Regions from separate parts of the Homo sapiens genome. Here region 2 is linked to region 1. A link is an interaction called in ENCODE POLR2A ChIA-PET data of the cell type or tissue named here. Cell type or tissue: Caco-2. All regions are shown on one strand. Region 1 holds the start of ZNF598 (zinc finger protein 598, E3 ubiquitin ligase). Region 2 holds the start of RHOT2 (ras homolog family member T2).

Evidence for each region. Peaks named below come from ENCODE experiments on the same cell type or tissue, not always from the same donor. Only the 100,000 strongest peaks of a DNase experiment are listed, where the experiment ranks them.
Region 2: POLR2A ChIA-PET joins it to region 1 with 5 read pairs; 1 of 35 experiments calls an interaction of 5 or more read pairs at or near these places.

What each region holds. Positions count from the first base shown.
Region 1 is chr16:2,008,624-2,011,123 of GRCh38, forward strand. It overlaps ZNF598 (zinc finger protein 598, E3 ubiquitin ligase), which reads right to left and starts at 1,198. Exons shown (of 14, transcript NM_178167.5): 1 at 1,115-1,198; 2 at 1,002-1,113; 3 at 901-1,000. The coding sequence starts at 1,124. It overlaps LOC124903626 (a long non-coding RNA gene), which reads left to right and starts at 1,262. Exons shown (of 2, transcript XR_007064941.1): 1 at 1,262-1,479; 2 at 1,685-1,965. RefSeq lists silencers at 497-566, 577-1,006, 1,097-1,316 and enhancers at 924-1,872, 1,397-1,556. In Caco-2, no CTCF peak of the experiment used is centred here; DNase peaks (open chromatin) are centred at 1,278 and 1,715; H3K4me3 peaks cover 2,020 bases.
Region 2 is chr16:667,029-669,528 of GRCh38, forward strand. WDR90 (WD repeat domain 90) reads left to right here. Exons shown (of 41, transcript NM_145294.5): 41 at 404-802. The coding sequence ends at 561. It overlaps RHOT2 (ras homolog family member T2), which reads left to right and starts at 1,104. Exons shown (of 19, transcript NM_138769.3): 1 at 1,104-1,208; 2 at 1,325-1,383; 3 at 1,460-1,541; 4 at 1,628-1,671. The coding sequence starts at 1,172. RefSeq lists an enhancer at 815-1,496 and silencers at 882-1,221, 1,282-1,381, 1,482-1,571. In Caco-2, a CTCF peak has its summit at 970 (motif pointing right); a DNase peak (open chromatin) is centred at 1,063; H3K4me3 peaks cover 1,430 bases.

The sequences.
Region 1 (2,500 bases):
GCTCTGCATCACTTCTGGGGAGAAGAAAGTTAGATTCCTGGCAGATGTCACCAGCCGAAGCCTTCTATGAACAAACCGGGGGAATTTCACAATGCTGGAAGCAAACAAATCTCTAAGCTCAGCAAACCAACGGGCTCCAGCCAGGTGCCCACAGCCAGCAGCTGGCAGTGCAGTGAGGGTGGAGGAACGCTGCATGGTACCCTCTGACCCCTCCACGGCTTCCAAGTCTGTACAGTCAAAAACGTCTCCCATTCACTGCGGAGATGAGCGCCAAAGGCGGGGGGCGGCGGCGAGGAGGAGGACAACTTCCTAACACTTTTCTCCCTTCCCGCCAAGAAGCGCGAGGGGGCCTTCCCCTCCGACGGGCAGGTCTCCTTCCGAGGCTAGTGTCACCTCCACTCCACAGAGGAAAACGTCAGTCTCGGAAGGAGTTTGCTCAGGGTCATCCAATGGGGGCCCAGAAACACAGCTGGGCTGAGAATGCCCAGAGTTTGACGCCCTGCTTCCAGGACGGATGGCCTCCGCAGAGTCCCCCTTGCCTTGTTTCCTCGAATGGAGGACCCTGGAAAATAAACTCCTGAAGACGAGCAGGTCACCGAGTTCTCCATCTGATCAGGACCCTTCCTGAGGCCCGGCAGGAACCCCCGGGACACGGGGGAAGTCCCCAGGCTGTCCCCACAGGGCTTGCCCCCTCCTGCAACCCGCTCGGCCGCCTCCGGCCTCCAAGCCCCAACGCCCCGCCGTCAGCCGCACGGCCGGGACCCCGCCCTGGGTGGCCCCACCAGGCCTCTCTCGGAAGCCGGCGCCGCCGGGCCCACGGCCGGACCTCAGTGAGGCAAAGTCCCCATCCGGTCGCCGGGAGCCCCGCTGCCCCCGGGCCGCGCCCCCGGCGCCCCGCACCTGGCGCAGCTCCTCGCGGCACACGGCGCAGTAGCGCTGCTCGCAGAGCACCCGCATCTTGGTAGAGCAGCGGTAGCACACCGGGTGGTCGCAGCGGCCCCAGCGCCGTGGCCTCCAGGTCTCCGCAGCACAGCACGCAGCTCCCGCCTCCCCGCTCAGGAGCTGCCGCCGCCTCCGCCTCCATGTCCGCGCGCCGCCCCTCGGCGCCCCCCGGCCGCCGCCATGGTCCGGGATCCGGCCCCCCTCTCGGCCGGTCGTGGCGCCGAGCGGCCTGGCTCCCGGCGGGCCCGCCCCTTCCGGGCAAACGTCACCGCCCCACCCAGCAACGGGCCCGCCCGGCGCAAGTGCGCGTCGCGACTTCCGCCTCAGCGCGGCGCCGGCTAGAGCGGTGGCCCTGATAGAGGCCGCTCTACCATGAGCCGACCGCTCGAAGGTCCGCGCGGCCACGCGGCCAGCCCCGGGCTCCTCTGGGCCACGCGTGTCACGTCAACACTCGCCGGGCTCCACGAACTGGCGTTGTCAGATGAAACACGGCACAACTGGTTTGCATCTCAGATGAACAAGGGGTCATGTCTTAGTGTAAGTATAGCCCAAATATTGATGGGCTAGGCTCATACTAAAATGCTGCTCCTTATCTGAAATTGACATTTAAGTGGACCTGCCGTATTTGTATTTGCTAAATCTGGCCACCTTATTAGGAAACCGGTCTCTGGTATTTGGAACACACACAAGCGTGGTCCCGCCTCCACTTCCCTAATGCCCTGTTTAAATCCCTACATGAAAGACAACGTGAAAGGCAGCACGTGGTGACGTCCATCTCGCAGCCCAGGGCAGTCTCGCCAGGCCTGCCCAGAAGGGGCCTCTGGAAGGCACGAACGGAACCTGTCCTCTTTACGCTGGGCCCAGCACAGGACGTGTTTGGATGGATGCTGCAGTAACAGGGCCTCCTCCCTACCCTTGAGGGCCAGGCACACTCAGGACCTCCCTCCCTCTGCCATCCAGAAGGCAGGTCCAGATCTAAACCCTACTGGAAAAGAGGCAGTAAATTGTATCAATGAGCCTGAACTTTACTTACTTTATTTGAGACCGGGTCTTGCTCTTGCTGTAACACAGTGGTACGATCACAGCACACTGAGGCCTCAACCTCCTGGGCTCAAGTGATCCATGCCCAGTGAACTTGGACTTTAGAAACAGACACAAATGGGCTTGAAACCCCAATTTTGCCACTTGAAAAAAGCTGTCAGGCACAGTGGCTCAAGCCTGTAATCCCAGCAGTTTGGGAGGCTGGGTGGCCCGGATTGCTGGAGCCTGGGAATTTGAGACCAGCCTGGCCTACACAGTCAGGCTCCATCTCCACAAAAAAAATTTTTAGGCCGGGCGTGGTGGCTCACGCCTGTAATCCCAGCACTTTGGGAGGTTGGGATCACCTGAGGTCAGGAATTGGAGACAAGCCTGACCAAAATGGTGAAACCCCATCTCTACTAAAAATACAAAAATTAGCCGGGCGTGGTGACATGTGCCTGTAGTCCCAGCTACTCGGCAGCCTGAGGCAGTAGAATCTCTTGAAACCGTGAGGCAGAGGTTGCAGTGAGCCGAGATC
Region 2 (2,500 bases), 1.3 Mb before region 1:
GGGGCCAAGTGGGCTGACTGGTGCCCTGTTCCAAGACAGGTGCCTCACCTGTGCCCCGGGCTCCTCGTCTCTGGGGTGGGGTGAGGACATCTGCCCTAGAGAGGGTCCTGGAGTCAGGAGATGATGAGGCAGGTGAGGAACCAGGCACAGCGCCCAGCACAGGGCCTGAATGCACGGGTGGCAGCGACTTTTAAGGAGGGAACTGGCCCAGCTGCAGGCCGACAGCCTGGCAGTGATGGACCCCCTAGTCCCAGTGGCACGTGGAGGGCACAGCCAGGAGCCCTTTTAGCACCAGCTCCCCCGACCAGCATCATGCCCAGTGGGGACAGTCTGGGTGGGTTGGGGGAGCCCTCTGAGTGCTGCCTGGTCCTGGCCCTGGCCCACCTGCACCGTCTACCCACAGAGTGCATGCTGAGGCTGGTAGACTGTGCCATGGGGACTGCCCAAGACTTTGCCGGCCACGACAACGCAGTGCACCTGTGCAGGTTTACACCGTCCGCCAGGCTGCTCTTCACGGCCGCCCGCAACGAGATCCTTGTGTGGGAGGTCCCCGGCCTCTGAGATGCAGCAGGGACTGTGGTGGTGGGCATCACGCCTGGTCATGCCAGGCACCTGGACACAGGCTTGGCAGAGGCGCCAGGTTGTCAATGGCCTCATGCTGGGACAGGCCAGGATTCACGTAAATCGCCTGGAGCAAGCTGTTGTAAATTTGGCGCCCTGTGAATACTTTCATACCTGTTGCCCTTTTGCCTAAGAAATCTTTAATGTTTCTATCTTGTAATAAACATGGGCATTTATTGCATTATTGCTGCATTGTTGCACTGGCTGTCTCTGGTCACTCCTGGCCTGAGCTCAGCCTCTGCCCGTCCCTTAATCGGCTGTTTGTCAAGGCCCCTGTGGTGCCGTGAAGCAATGGCCGCTCGGCCTGCCAGGGCGCCAGGACCCTGCGCTGTCCGCCGTGGCCGGCGCGTCCACACGGTGGCGCGCCGCACAGCCTGTCCGCTCTGGCCCGCCCGGCTCGCTGGTGCGGCTGTGCGGGCGGGGCCGGAAGTGTGGGGACAGCGCGGGGCCGAGAACCGGAAGTGCGGGGCGGGCGCGGGGGCAGAGCGAAAGGCTTGAGGACCAGGTCGGGGCCGGGTTCCGGGTCGGGGAGCGGCTCCGGGCGGCAGCTATGAGGCGGGACGTGCGCATCCTGTTACTGGGCGAGGGTAGGCGCCGGCCCGGGGGTCTCGGAGCTGCGGCGGCCGTGAGGCGGGGTGAGGGTCTCGGGGGTCGGGGGGCGCCGTGACCTTGGCCCTCGCGCTGACCGCCTCGCCCCGCGCAGCCCAGGTGGGGAAGACGTCGCTGATCCTGTCCCTGGTGGGCGAGGAGTTCCCCGAGGAGGTAAGGGGCACGCCCGCCGCGGGGGTGGGAGCGGGCCCAGCCGGGGGTCCCTGGTGAGCGCGCGGGTCCCTTGCAGGTCCCTCCCCGCGCGGAGGAGATCACCATCCCCGCGGACGTCACCCCGGAGAAGGTGCCCACCCACATCGTGGACTACTCAGGTAGCGGCCGTAGCCTCCCGGGGGCCCGGCCCGCAGCGGTCCGGCGGGCCTGCTGGGTCCGCAGTGGAGTCTCTTTGTCCCCCTAGAAGCCGAGCAGACGGACGAGGAGCTGCGGGAGGAGATCCACAAGGTACCCGTGGTGCGCGGGACGAGGGAGGGGCTGGGCGCGGGCTCGGCCTAATCCGCTTCGCAGCCTGGGGGATTGGACCGAGGTGCTCCGGGTGTCCTTGGCCCTGATAATTCTGTGACCTCCGCACTGAGGGTTGTCGGGGCCCCTACAGCGCACCCCGCTGGGAGCCGGCACCGCTCAGTCCAGTGGTGCTCCAGGGATAACAGGACCCTTCCCCGCGGGCTCTCCCTCCCTCCTGCCGGGGTGGCAGCAGCGTTTGCTCTTCCTGTGGGCTCTGTGTGCGCCACGTCCCCGTGCTGTGTGCTCCAGCCCACCGTCCCGGCCTCCGGGCACCCGGAGCTCCCAGTACCAGAGCACGTGTGCCGGGGACATCTCCAGGCAAGGGCACAGGCCACAGCCACCCAGGGCAGCCCCTGCTGTTGGCACCCCTCACTGCGGTCCTGTCACTCTGTCTGTAGCGAGGGGGGAGGCAGGGGCCAAGGCGGCGGCTGTCTTGCAGGGTGTTGGGTTGCAGGTGTGGCCGTGTCTGTCCTGAGCCCTCTGCTCCAAGGGTCTTGCTGACCACAGTTATGCTTCTGGGGCCTGGTGTCCCTGCACTGGCAGTGGGCGGGGAAGAGGCTTCTCTGAGGGTTCAGCAGCAGCTCCCAGTGTGACACTGGGGAGTGCCTGCTCTGCCAACACCAGGCTGGAGGCAGGTTTTAGGGAAGGCTGGGCTTTCCCGGCCTCAGAGCTGCACCCATGCTACCTGTGAGCTTCTGGGGCCTCCTGGAGCCTCGAGATGGCGTGGAACGGCCAGGGTCGTCGGTGGTGAGCCAGCAGCCCTGTCACC